Regions from separate parts of the Homo sapiens genome. Here all the other regions are linked to region 2. A link is a contact called in ENCODE Hi-C data. All regions are on one chromosome and are shown on one strand. Each heading gives the region's core, a stretch centred on a gene start or an enhancer-like site at or near the end of the contact. The rest is flanking DNA. Distances are from core to core; before and after follow the strand shown. Region 1 holds the start of MED4-AS1 (MED4 antisense RNA 1). Region 2 overlaps RCBTB2 (RCC1 and BTB domain containing protein 2). Region 3 has its middle 96 kb from the start of CYSLTR2.

Region 1 (4,678 bases), core at 1,199-3,698, 420 kb before region 2:
TATAGACATCATTTCCAGAGGCAGTTATTTTAAGGGCATCTACTGGGACACACACAAAAACCTTTAAAAAAATTTTTCAGGCTGGGCGCAGTGGCTCACACCTGTAATCCCAACACTTTGGGAGGCTGAGGAGGGTGGATCACGAGGTCAGGAGATCAAGACCATCCTGGCTAACATGGTGAAACCCCGTCTCTACTAAAAATACAAAAAAATTAGCCAGGCGTGGTGGTGGGCACCTGTAGTCCCAGCTACTCAGGAGGCTAAGGCAGGAGAATGGCGTGAACCCAGGAGGTGGAGCTTGCAGTGAGCCGAGATAGAGCCACTGCACTCCAGGCTGGGTGACAGAGCAAGACTCCGTCTCCAAAAAAAAAAAAATTCAGAAATATATAGACTTATGATATTGACTTAGTACTGATAGAATGTATATTTGTGTAATTTTCAGGGGAAAAGTTTGGATTATTTCTGATAGGCTGGATAATGACCCCCTTTCCCCAAAGATGTCTAAATCCCAATCTACAGAACCTATGAATGTTGTTTTGTTACATGGCAAGGAAGAATTAAGGTTGCAAACAGAATAAAGGTTGCTAATCATCTCACTTTAAATAAGAAGATTATTCTGGGTTATCCAGTGGGCTCAGAATGATCACAGGATCCTTTAAATATGGGACAGGTAGGCAGAAGAGCATCACAGTAATGCAGAATGAGAAACACTCACCAACCAGGGGCCTGGAGCAGGACCAAGGGCGGCCTCTAAAACCTGGAAGACACAGGGGACAGATTCTCCCCTATGGCCTCCAGGAAGGAATGCAGCCCTGCTCACACCTTGATTTTAGGTGAGACCCACTTCACATTTGTGATGTACAAAACTAAGATAAATTTGTGTTGTTTTGAGCCAAGTTTGTGGTAATTTGTTACGGCAGCAACTGAAAACTAATACAGTATTAAAGAATTTGAAAAACACAATCCTTTTGAATCTACCCTAAAGATTTGGTGATAAAAACAGGCAGTTACATTATGGCACATACCACAATAAAATTTTAGCCATTAAAGTAAATCTTTCAAGAATGTATACACATGGATCAATATTCCTAGTATACGGACAAGGCAAGGTTAAAATTAGATATTGTGTTAGTCCATTCCTAAAAATAACCCTGGAGGGAAAGACATTCAAACATTGTATGTCCTTAATTCTAGATGGTGAAAATATAAGATTAATCTCCTATTTTCCAATTTTTCTAGAGATCGAAAATAATCAAAAGGAAAAAATGATGGAAAAATGGAATTCTCAGTTCATTTGAAGAATACAGATTAGCAATTAAAAAATACAGCAGTATCTCAGGAAATAAACATTATTCTCATTTTACAAAAAAGTGTATGTGAACTTTAAAAAAATCTACACTACAATATGAATTGATATTATCTCTGGGTAGAATGCTAACAATTTTATTTTCTCCTTTACTGTATTCACTAAATGTTTCACATTAAATGTTGTATTACCTTTGAAATCAGAAGATACATTGTCTAAAACTGATACATCAAGAAATAGTTGTATAAGCATATTACCTAAACACAGAGGTTACCAACAGAAATTAAAAGTGGTTAAAAATGACTCCTGGGGAACTGTAAGAAGAGGAAGGTGAAGGGAAGAAATGGTTGCTTTCCATTCTAAATCTTCACACAATCTATTCTTAAAATCAGACAAGGCTGTGGTAAATTTTTTCAATTATTAAAAAAAATTATTTCTTCTAATAGGAATAGGCCTTTGAGAACCCTATTAATTGTAATAGGTTTCAATTCAGTTAGTCACTCAAGTATTATAAAATGCAACTGGATTTACAGAAATAATTTCCTACCTACACTGACAGTATATTTAAACTAAAAAAAAAGCATACAATGTACAAACAAATTTATTTACAAAAATTACAATTACAAACTGTACAAATTGAGACAATTTCCCATGCCTCCAACAGAAGCCAAGAGCCTTTACTGTCAAATGGCAGTTTTTGTTACTTTTAAATGACACACAAAAAGAAATATGATGCCTATTCAGTCATCCACTGCCAGTTTAAAAATGCTTTTCTAAATAATTCCAAGAAGCCTATTAGTGATATGTATATGGATAATTTCCCTCAACTCTATTTCTAGAATGGCTATGTACAAATCCAGCAAAACTGGAACAGAACAGGGTAAGAAAGCACATAGCAACTGCTTTTTCAACAGTAAATTTTGACTATTCCCCTAAATATCTACCTAGTGGCTTAAAACTAAAACTATGGTCTTTGGCTTTAAAAAGAAAGTCAAAAAATTTTGACTTTTAATGACTGCACAATTCTACCAAAGCCAGTGTTTACCTGGGTATTTTTTGTCACCTGTAGTTTACATTTCCCTGCTACTGTTAAAGAAACAGAATTCTACAGTATTCAATTCTGTATATTGTCTTTTAAGGTTTTTCAATCAGACTCACTACTACTGCTTGAGGAGTCCGTTGACATAATCTCTACATCATCTTCATTTTCTTTATTATGCCCAGGAGGTTCCAACAAAAAGTCACTACTATGATTTGGTGGTAACATATTCATCGACATGTCATTTGACTGCCATGGATACTGTGGAGCAAGGACATCTGGAGAAAAAAAGAAGCATAGATAAGAACAGCTCTATCTGTAATTAATCTAGTTCTTACTTTTCCCTTTATGCAACAATTTGAAGTATTTTTTTTAATTTTACTTTTTTCTCTTCTTTTTTTGACACAGGGTCTCATTCTGTCACCCAGGCTTGAGTGCAGTGGCACGAATACATCACTGAAGCCCTGACCTAGGCTCAAGCAATCCTCCTGCCTCAGCCTCCTGAGTAACTGGGTTACAGGTATGTGCCACCATGCTTGAGTACTTTTTAAAGTTTTTGTAGAGATGAGGTCTCACTATGTTAACCAGGCTGGTCTCCAACTCCTGGGCTCAAGCTATCCTGCTACCTCAGCCTCCCAAAGTGTTGGGATTACAGGCATAAGCTATTGTGCCAATTTTTTTAAGACTAGGAAAAAAATACACATTTAGCCAAATTAATAAAAATCAAATTTATCAAGGAAAAGTTGATATTTTAGCAACTGGGGACTTTTTTAAAAAAATCATACTACTCTGTAAGAAACTATTTAGTCAGTTGACATAATTTTTCTTTTGTAAGACATTTGTAATTACAAATTTTTCCTGTATCTATGTATCTATTATATGCATATATAATACATACTTATGTATACTAGGTTATGTAGATTATTCTACATATTATAAACAAGTAATAGGTACTTTAGTATTATAATAGATTTGAATGATTTCTTGATAGAGGAACTGCTATTGTAAGTGACTCTCATCAAAGAGAGGTTGATTAGCAATGTATGCATATGAAATACCTTAAAAAAGGGCCCAAGTTACATTTAAAGTCTGTATTTCTGAAGCAAAGGGACAGAGCACATAAACAGGTATAGTTCAAGACTCAAATAAAGAAGGCAGATTTTTAAAGGGTCAAAAGAAAGAGTTATGGTATTAACTAGAAAGGTATGCCAGTTAGCCTCAAATCTACCCTTCTCTCTGGCCCCTGAAACCATTTCTCCTTTGCCAGCTGCCACAATTAAGTTTTGTCAGTAGAGGGCACAGGTGGGACTCCACTAGCAAACAAGTTTCACTTCCTGGATCAGGTGGTTTTGTCTCCTTTACTGCTGTGATGCCTGGTTGGTGTGCAGGACATTAAGTGGTGTTCACCACAGCAACTTTCGGTGGCGCCTCTAAAGGTGGTTTCCTAGCAGGTTTCACCAGAATCCCAAAGGGCAGCTTCCCAGCAAGTCTCCCTGGAACCCCAGTGGGTAATTTCCTGCTTGCCAGCTCTGGCCTCTGATGCCTCATCTAACTTCTCTGCCATGGAGTGGGCCACATTACACTGCACCCTCTCCAATGACAGCACCATGATATGAGAGTATCGGCCTTGGGATGGAGCTGGGGAAGACTGTTTTTAGGTCTGTCCCTTCCTTGGTCCAAAATGTGGCAGTGACTCCCCATATCTGTTTTTCCTGTACTTTTAAAACATGAGAAATATGAGGTGATATCCAAGGATATCACAGTTGAGTTCCCCTGGTTGTACTTTAGGTAGCTAACAAAAATGATGCATACAAAGCATTATTAATGACACAGGGACAGCCTTATGATGTAACATTAAGCAAAAAATGTATAGGGGAAAAAAGGAAACAGGCTAAAATATTTAAAGTGACTGCCTCAGAAAGGGTATATTTTTTTCCTTTTTTAAATGCCTTTTTCTACTTCCCAAATGTTCTACCACATCAAAACAAAAGTCACCTACAAACTATAAAAGATGAGGAATAATATAAAACAAATATATATAAAAATAGCACAAACCTATGAAAAACTTGAGGAAAACTGAAGCTCAGAATGAACTGGGTCTCACAGAAATACTATTTTATAAAGTTATAAAAGTTTATAAAAAGCTATTGTTATTCATTTTGTTAACTTGGGGGTTGTTCAGGAGTGTGTTCACTTTATTCCGTAAACTATCTTACTCTATTTACATAGCATGTTTCACAATTATAAAAAAGCTATGTTTAGAGCAATAATTTAAAAAGAGAGGCCAAATGCCTGAGGAAGACAGTGTAATATTTACAAATAAGAGAAAGGCA
Region 2 (4,192 bases), core at 1,193-3,692:
TTTGTGTTACTACAGTCAGATGGTTTATGCAAAACCTGAAGCAGAATTCTTCTAAATCCTAGGAACAACAACAAAGATGGTTTAATAAATTCATATTTACTAATTCAATGCAACATAGCATGAAAATCGCTAAAACAAGTTAGGCAAAGAAAAAGGATTTAATAGGCAAGTGGAGGAAATGATGGCATGGTAATACCTAAAGAATAGTCATAAAAAGTATAACAAGTATGAATCATCTATGCTTGTAAAAATTTAAGTAGCACAGAGTAACATTCAAGTTCCTCCGCACTAACCTAGGTAAAGAATCTAACTTTTTCTTCCCAGAGATAGGCATGTGAGTGTGTGAATTCCTTGGTACCTTTGTCTAGTGACAGTATTTGTAACTGTTGATTTCACTTTCAATAATTGTTAAAAGCCCTATACTCCTCTTTTATATTTATATCAGCGTCTTTAAGTATGTCTGCCTATAAAGAGTTGATGGAAGAAAAAGGTAAGCCATAAAAAGCAGTAATGCCAAGAAATTGCTGCTCTGAAGTCATTAACAGGCCACCGCTTTTTCTCTTTATGAGACGACACAGGATGGGATGGATGGATTTGATCACACTACATATGCCTTCAATAATCTCAACTGGGAAAATGCTTTAAAGAAATCATGACTTCCAAGTCTCTGGTAAGAGAGACCCAACAGATTGGTGTTTTCTGGCTTACTGTAATGCACTCTGGGCCAAAGAATAATGCTGTAATAATTCTCTTGATTAGAACTATAACTTGAAAATCAGAATGAGGCTGACCAGATGCTTTTTGGCCCTGGAGAAGTGAGGGCAGGGTGCTGAGACCTCCAATATGCCTCAAACCCTAGGCTACTTGGCCTAGGACAAGATGCTGCTAGGTGGTGGTCAATTTTTAAAAGTTTCCTCTCCAAGCTACTGTAGGTAATTTATAAAAAATAAAAGCCCCAAATACTTTCTAAGCAATTACATATGAACATTACACACGATAGTCTTTTCTTCTTTAGACATAAATTATAGCAAATGCTGAAGATGGAAAAAATAAAAAAAATAGCAATGCTGATAGCCTTGCCAATGTACATATAAACCTACGGTACATTTTCTTTTAAGAAAAGAAAGAAACTATACTAGGAAAATGTTTATTTCATGCCTGAAGATAACTGGGCAGGCTGTTGGTACCACACCAGCAATATGATGTGTCTCTGTCCCAGGTAAGCCCTCAGTGATAAACAGGGAAAATTCACACACCCACTTGTCATCACAGCATACTATACATAAAAATGTGCTTCAATGATACATGCTGAATATCTCAGAGTCCATTTAAAATTATGTGCTGTTGCTTAAATTTTTAGAAATGACATTTTTGCCTACAGCACACAAAAGTGAAACCAGATAGAGATGCATCATCTCTTTGGCTGAAGTCTACAGAGAGGAATGGAGGAATTCATACCTACACCACACACATTAGAGTGTGTCTGGAGTTAGGTGGCTGGGCAGTTTGATGCCTCACAGATCTGGACAGCATCAGGAAAATTGCTAATTAATGGGAGAATGAAAGGACCCTAAAAAGTTATCACTTGGATCCATGCTCCTTTACTTTATTCTAGAGTGGGATCTTCCCCTAAATACTAAATTAAGGACAGGACTTGGAAAGAGTTCCTGTGATTCTAAGAATTCAATAAATTGGCATAGGGTGGTGGTACTGGTTATAGGGGAATTCTGTCCATAGAAAACAAGGCCCCCATTATTTTTCAGTTAAAGAATTGTAGTCTATTTTGAATGCTACCACTCTGTATGGCTTCATGTTCAAAATGGGGCCCTCTGTTCTGTCCTGCAGTCCTACCACATTCTCCTAGTTTGCTCATTCTCCTACAGGACTCTCATACTTCTCCCCATAAGCCTGACATCTCCCCTCTCATCCTCATCCTCAGCTGACATGACTTCCTATTTCACTGAGAACCAGAATCACTTGAAAAGAACCTCCACAAGCTCTCCCCACCACGTCTCCTTGCCTATTACAGAGAGGCCTGTGGATGCAATCTTCTCTGGATCAAAGGTCCAAGACCCTATAGAAAGCAGAGCCCTTGCTCTGTCACTAGATCCCACTGCTCCACCTACTAAGGGGCCCTGCTCTACCAACTGTCCCCTGCATCACTGGCTTGTTCCCCTTCACTGAGTCATTTGCATCATTAGACAAGCTTCCATTTCCCACATCTTAAAAAAGTAAAGATGTTTTACCTCAAATGCCCCAAAGCTCTTCCTTTTTATCTTTATAATAAAATTACCATGAAAAGCTGCCTCTATTCCCCATCTTCAGTTCCTCTACTTCCACGCTCCGATCAGACTTCCCGCCTCACTGCGCTAAAACTGCTTGCCAAGGCCCCTCCGGCGTTCTCATCGCCAAACCCACTCGTCAGTTCTCAGTCCTCGTGCAGACGTGCCAGCAGCATCTGGTGTGGTTCGGACTTCTTCCTTCCTGTTTCGCTTTCTTTCCCAGCCTGCAGGAAACGGTCTGCTGGTTTCTCTCTTCCGTTACTGCTCACTCCTCTTCAGTCTCCTTTGCTGGTGTCTCCTTATCTCCTTAACCTCTAAGCACAGAGTGCTCAGGACTTAATCTTCAAACCTGTCTCACGTCACTGCCTCATAGCTTTGACTTCAGCACATTTCTCTCTGACTTCCAGGCTTGCTTATCCAATTTGCTTATTAGACATTTCCATTTGGATGTCTAATAGACATCACATACTTCTCATATTCAAAACCAAATTTCTGATATTTCCCCCAAAATGTTGCTCCTATCTTCTATATCTCAATAGATGCCACTTTCATCCTTACAGCTGCTGAGGGACAGAACCTCCTCAGTCGTCTTTTTTTTCCTCACATCTAATCCATCCGCACATCCTGTTGGCTCTACTTTCAAAATGTATTCAAAATCTTAACCACTTTTTACCATCCCCACAGGTGATAACTTGGACCAATCCACCATCATCACTTACTGGATTATACAGCCTCCTAAGTACCCTCCTTCACACACACACACACACACACACACACACACACACTCTTCTCTCTCTCACCCTCTCTCTCTCTCCACACACACACACACACACACACACACTCTCTCTCTCTCTCTCTCTCTCTCTTCTCTTCTCTCTCTCACCCTCTCTCTCTCTCCCTACCTCCCTCCCTCCCTCCTCAACACAGCAGCCAGGAGGCAGGAGGATTACTTCAAATGCCCATCATATCTGCTCCTCTCCAAACCCTCTGATGGCCACTCACCTTGGAACTCTGATTCCTGAAACTTGCCTATGGACTCTGCAGGCCCTGCCTCCTCCCACACACGCCACTGTGCACCTCCACCGCACCATCTCCCTGCCTCATCAGCTACTTCCCTCCCCACTGTGCTCCCTCCACACCGGGCTTGCTTTTCCCAGAACACACCACCCACACCTCCTTCAGGTCTCTGCTTGAGTCACCTGCTCACTGATGTCTTGCCTCCCTGACCATTCTATTTAAAATTTCAACTTTCATCTCAGGATGGCATTCCCTAGGCTGTCTTCCCTGTCTTACTTCTTTCCATATCACTTGTCACCATCTGACATACTATATATCCTATTCATTTATTGATCACCTATCTCCCCTCACCAGAAATTCCCATGAGAGCAGAGATTTTGGATTGTTTTGTTCATTTGCAGTACCCCAGTGCGTAGGGCAGTGCCAGGCATGTAGCAGGCACTCAGTGAATATTTGTTGAATCCATGCATAAATACTCCTGATTTCAAAATACTGAGGACAATGGAGAATTGTAGTTAAACATGCGGTTTTAAAATGTGCCCAATCTTGGACTGTATCCCAGTTTTGCAGTTTACTAGTTTACTCAGATTACTTAATCTTTCCAAGCTTCAGTTTTCTCATTTATAAACTGGATCTAATATAATAATGCCTATGTCATATAAGGTTGTTTTGAGGAGTAAATGAAACATGAACTGTGCTTAGAATAATCCCTGGCTCATATTAATTATGTACTAAGTGACAGTCCAGCATGAGGGATAATAATTTGCTGAAAGAGCCCATTTCTTGCTTATTTGAGCCAGGCAAATCAAATACAGCACTGTTCTTTATTTACGAAAGCTTGTATTTTACATTAAGTACATATACAGTCTATTTTACTTATAGTCTATTATACT
Region 3 (4,778 bases), core at 1,009-3,508, 260 kb after region 2:
TCAAGTCTTGGGGAAGTCACTGTGAAGAAATGCCACTTCCCAAATGAACATTGTGAATGTCTTGGCAATTCATTTCTGAAGCAAATCTTATCTAAATAAGACATGGGAGAAATGAATGGTGATTTGATCATGGTTAGGGGGACCACAGGAAGTGGTCTGCAAAGAGAACAGCTGCTGACCAAAGAAAGCAAATGCTCGATAGTACTTGCTCTGGGCCAGTCACAGGTCTCAGTGCTGTACAGGTGCCAACCCATTAACCCTGAGGACAATCCCATGAACTAATTATTATCATGATGCCGTTTTATACATGAAGAAAATGAGGCACAAGGATGTGAGATAAATTATCTAATATTATTCAGATTAGCCAATGGTAGGACTGGAGTCCAGGTTCTTACATTTTTTTTTTTTTTTTTTGAGATGGAGTCTAGCTCAGTTGCCAGGCTGGAGTGCAGTGGTGCAATCTCCTCTCACTGCAAGCTCCGCCTCCCGGGTTCAAGCAATTCTCCTTCCTCAGCCTCCTGAGTAGCTGGGATTACAGGCACGTGCCACCACGCCCAGCTAATTTTTGTATTTTTAGTAGAGATGGGGTTTCATCATGTTGGTCAGGCTGGTCTGGAACTCCTGACTTCGTTATCCACCCCCCTTGGCCTCCCAAGGTGCTGGGATTACAGGTGGTAACTACCACACTATGAAAGAGGTTTAATAGAATGCTACACATCAGGCAGGGAATAGAAAAATTGGTGCTAAGTCCTTCCACTTTCCATAGCAAGTGCCACAACAATGTCCCATGTATTAGACTTGCAAGATGGTCCTCATCACTGCCATCAAGACTAGAAGACTCCCGTGGTATTAACTTGTCACAAAGACCTAAAGAAAGGCATGCAATCACTGAGGGAGAATTTTTCTGAGGAGAGAAAGAGCCTGGGAGTGGAGACTTGATTAAGAGGCACAACAGAATACTGAAGAAACAACAGGCTGAGATTCAGGAAGCTCTGGAACAATCATTTCAACCTGAACCAAAGGGTTAGGTCTGAAAAGTCTAACAAGAATGTCCAAAGTGTCTCCAAGGGCCCAGGTGAAGTGACCCTGTTAGGCTGGTAATGAACAGAAGAAACAAAAATGATCAGGCCATAGACCAATCATGGTATGAAGCCAAGTCCAGTTAACAAAAATATGCTGCATCCCTGTGAGTTACCTTCTTCATGGTTTACTCCTTTGGTAAAATGGCTTTGCCCATTAAGCACCCAACTAACAGAGTTGTACTGAAGACCATTAGAGGGGCAATGTCTCAGAGAAGCAAAGGGAAAGGAGGCCCTCCCAAGGTCATAGAGGTTAGAGAAGAGCCCCTAATTCCTTCATACCGCCTGTGGAAGGTACTAGCAAGCACACAACTGGTAGCCTTCTCTTCAGTCTGTTCCATTACAGTGGTTTCCTTCTTCTCTGCTGTTATGTTTAATAGGAAAATGCAATGTATCCTCTGAAATTTTAGCTTTGAGATTGCACCAGGATCTAACATGTGGTGCTGCGATGTCCTGACCATGCCACCCTGGCCAGTTCACCAGGCCAGGCAGGGCTGAGCCTGGAGCTAAAACAGATTGCATACCCAGGCTTCCCCCCAGGGCCCAGGACAGCTGTCATATGCCCGTTTCAGGCCACAGAAAGGATGATAAAAAAAAAAATCTGTCTTCTCTCCTCCTTCTCAGAGCCTTTTCTCTGCAAAGCAGTGTTTTTTTCAAAATGGGATAGCCAGCGCCCTGCCAGGGATAGAGGGCAAAAGTCAGCAGCCAAATGAGTCAACTCCATGGTCCCTTCATGACACCATTCAGTCATGAGAGTGTTTTCCCAGAACTCAGCACCCATCTGGGACCTCTGGCCCCTCACACCTGCTGCTTGTTCTGTGGGACATGTCCTGCCCTCTGCTCTAACCCCCTCCTTCCTTGGACCTGCCTGATTCCCATTCATCCCATAGGAATTACCTTGGTGACCTTCCTTGGGAAGTCTGTCTGCCTGCCTCAAGGTTACAGGGTAGGCCATTTATACATATGTGGTCCCTCAGCACCTCCTGTTCACTTCACTATAGGATTTATCAAGCTCTATTGCAATTGCTTGTTTACTTTTATTTTCTCTCCTACTAGACTGTACACTCCGGAGGAAAGGGACTGTGTCTAGGTCATGGCTGATAACCAGTGCCCAATTCTGGGCCTCAACAAATGCCTTGTGGGATGAGCTCATGCTGGAACCTAGCGGGTGTGCAGACTCGTGCATCATTCAGGAGCAGTGTGCTCAAGAACAGTTACTGATGTCAGACAGGCCTGGGCTACAATTCTAGTTCTGCCACTTAGTAGCTAAGTGTTGTTAGACCAGCCCAAAGCTGAATTCTCTCATTCGTAAAATAACAACCACAACAATGATAATACTTACTAATTTTGTTATGATTGCACTACCTACCTCAGGATTTAAATAAGGATTAAGTGAGATATTCTAAGTGCTTAAAATAGACCTTAGCACATTCCAAAGGCTGGGCGACTATTAGCAATACACCTCTCCTCCCCCGATGCCAGGTTCTTCTGCTAGAGTCCATTTTGAAGAGAAAAAATTATTAGATTTGATGAAAATAAAATGGAATTGTTTTTCAAAGGCAGATTCCCATCCAGCAGAAGCACTTAAGACAATCATCTTTCACAACGATGAGTAATATCTCTCACGCTGTCATCCAGAATGACTCACAGCATCAGAGGGTCTCATGTCCAAGGGCGCATTCGAACTGTTTCTTAAGAGTCATTTCTTACTCATCACAAAACTCACCATTAGGTGGCAGCCGAGCCGGGGGCCCTCAGAGAAAAGAGCGAACTGACCTTTGAAGGCAGAGCCGCTACCAGAGGCCACACCGCTGAGAAGCGAACATCTGACTCATCTGGGGAGTGTTAGCCCAGAAATGACAAGGGCTTAATTCAACAACGTGTAAAATATCACATCCCCATGCCCAGAGGAGTACAATAGACCCAGTAAGCCCAAGAGTAATCTCCCCAGAAATAAAAGAATTAGGGCTGTTGACAAATGAAGACAAAAGCTTCTAAACCATTTTAGGTGCTTGTAATAAATTTGATCCCAAGATAATTAAGTGATATTGTGAGCAGCCTCATCTAGTCGTGTGTCTCTCCTGCTTAAAAGCCTTCACTGCCCCACCGGGTTTCTCAATCACTGCCTGTGTGGGTTGCACGGGGGGTAAGACCGGTGTCAGACTCTACAGGGGAGCATAAAAAAAGAAACATTCAATACACCTCCTATTTTCATAATACAAACTGCAGAGAGTAAAGCTTGATGGACTCTATCTGGTGCTAATATGCAGATGATAGAGTGAAAAGGCATGGAAAGGACATGGATTTTCAAAAAGGCATCAGAAACATGGGCATACTAATAACAATAATGTTAATTAACATGTATTAAGTACCTGATATGCACTGTGCTATCTACCTTACGGGCTTTATCTCATTTAGTCCTTAAAATCAGCCCATGAGGTAGGAATTATTAATATTCCCACTTGACAACTAGGGAAACTGAGGCTCAGAGAGATTAAATGATTTGTCTAAAGGCACATAGCTAGAATCCAGAGACAGGATTCAGACCTCAGCAGTCTGACATTGGAGCGATCACAAGGACATCCGAGGAGCTTGGCAGGACTCCTGAGTGCTCTGGTATGTTCCTTCCTTTTTGCCTTCACTCCTCCCAACTGGACGCTTGGTGAGCTAAAGAGCTGCAGAAAAGCAGCTTTCTGGGTTGAGCTGAACATTCCTGAAGCTGAGAGGTTCCACTGAACCAAGAAGAGACCAAAGGATAAACAGCACCATCAAACAGGCATTCGTCCCTGGGCCCTCCATGGCTGAGTACCAGCCAAGACTTTCACTATTCCAAGATAGAAGCCTCCACAGATAGAAATTCCCAGCCTAAACAGGCTTCAGCCCATGGTTATTATTAATAAAATGCAGTCCTCCTTGCCTTGAAAGCTTTGGGAATCTCTCTTCTCCAGCTTTCTTCTTTCAAGGGCAGGGCCCTGCGTTCCCCACACTCTCTCTTACTCTGAGGCCTGGCACGTGCCTTCTTGGCAGTGTTATCATGGCAGATATGCCTTTTAAACTTAGCTCAGACATTGCTTCCTTTGCAGAACCACACCGGCCACACTCAGAGTTCCATGTGCTCTCTTCACCCTCAGAGGACTCTGTAAAAGCCAGCACGGAGCACTTCTCTTACTGTTGTTCACCTATTTGTCAGACTTCAGCACTAGACTATGAGCTCCCTGAGGGCCGGACTCACTCTTGTTCACCTTTAGCTGCTCAGTCCAGCCCAGTGCCTGGAATGAAAGAGAGGTCCATTTCATGTTTACCAAATGAATGGATTCTGAAATACCCTGTCTGCTCTCTGGTTACGCAGTGCAACACCTTAGGCCATAAAATTAGTTCCTGCTTAAAAGCAGGAGCAGGCTCTATGCACTCCCAGTTAGAGTCAGAATCTGAGCAGCTATGTTCCAAGGCTAGACAAGAGTCTGGGACACACTACTACTGAGGCTATTAAAAGGAAGTCTGCGGCCCTGGCCCGGCGTGGTGACTCTTGCCCGTGATCCCAGTGCTTTGGGAGGCTGAGGCAGGAGGATCGCTTGAGGCCAGGAGTTTGAGACCAGCCTAGGCAACAAAGCGAGACACGGTCTCTGAAATTTTTTTTTAATTAGGCAGGCCTGTAGTTCTAGTTGCTCGAGAGGCCAAGGCAGGAGGATCACTTGAGCC

The links. A loop is a pair of places that touch in the nucleus more often than their neighbours do. Pooled maps may share reads with other maps.
Region 1: a loop to region 2 is called in a pooled map, with 4 times the contacts of the local background. The contact joins the promoter of MED4-AS1 here to the enhancer-like site in region 2. A Hi-C loop is called at or near these places in 2 of 37 single-sample maps with no recorded cell type and 4 of 50 pooled maps.
Region 3: a pooled map shows a loop between it and region 2 (3-fold over the local background). The contact joins two enhancer-like sites. A Hi-C loop is called at or near these places in 3 of 37 single-sample maps with no recorded cell type and 3 of 50 pooled maps.

The regions. Positions count from the first base shown.
Region 1 is chr13:48,074,689-48,079,366 of GRCh38, forward strand. MED4-AS1 (MED4 antisense RNA 1) reads left to right here and starts at 2,449. Exons shown (of 3, transcript NR_046511.1): 1 at 2,449-2,663; 2 at 2,754-2,865. MED4 (mediator complex subunit 4) reads right to left here. Exons shown (of 7, transcript NM_014166.4): 7 at 1,036-2,623. The coding sequence ends at 2,451.
Region 2 is chr13:48,490,194-48,494,385 of GRCh38, forward strand. It overlaps RCBTB2 (RCC1 and BTB domain containing protein 2), which reads right to left. Exons shown (of 15, transcript NM_001268.4): 15 at 1-58. Among named protein-coding and RNA genes, the nearest start is that of RCBTB2, 41 kb to the right of the region's middle. RefSeq lists an enhancer at 3,288-3,367. Within about 2 kb of position 2,443, at least 30 of the 41 ENCODE cell types and tissues checked have a DNase peak (open chromatin) inside an H3K27ac peak, as active enhancers do.
Region 3 is chr13:48,747,078-48,751,855 of GRCh38, forward strand. No RefSeq gene overlaps it. Among named protein-coding and RNA genes, the nearest start is that of CYSLTR2, 96 kb to the left of the region's middle. RefSeq lists an enhancer at 2,297-3,496. Within about 2 kb of position 2,259, at least 18 of the 41 ENCODE cell types and tissues checked have a DNase peak (open chromatin) inside an H3K27ac peak, as active enhancers do.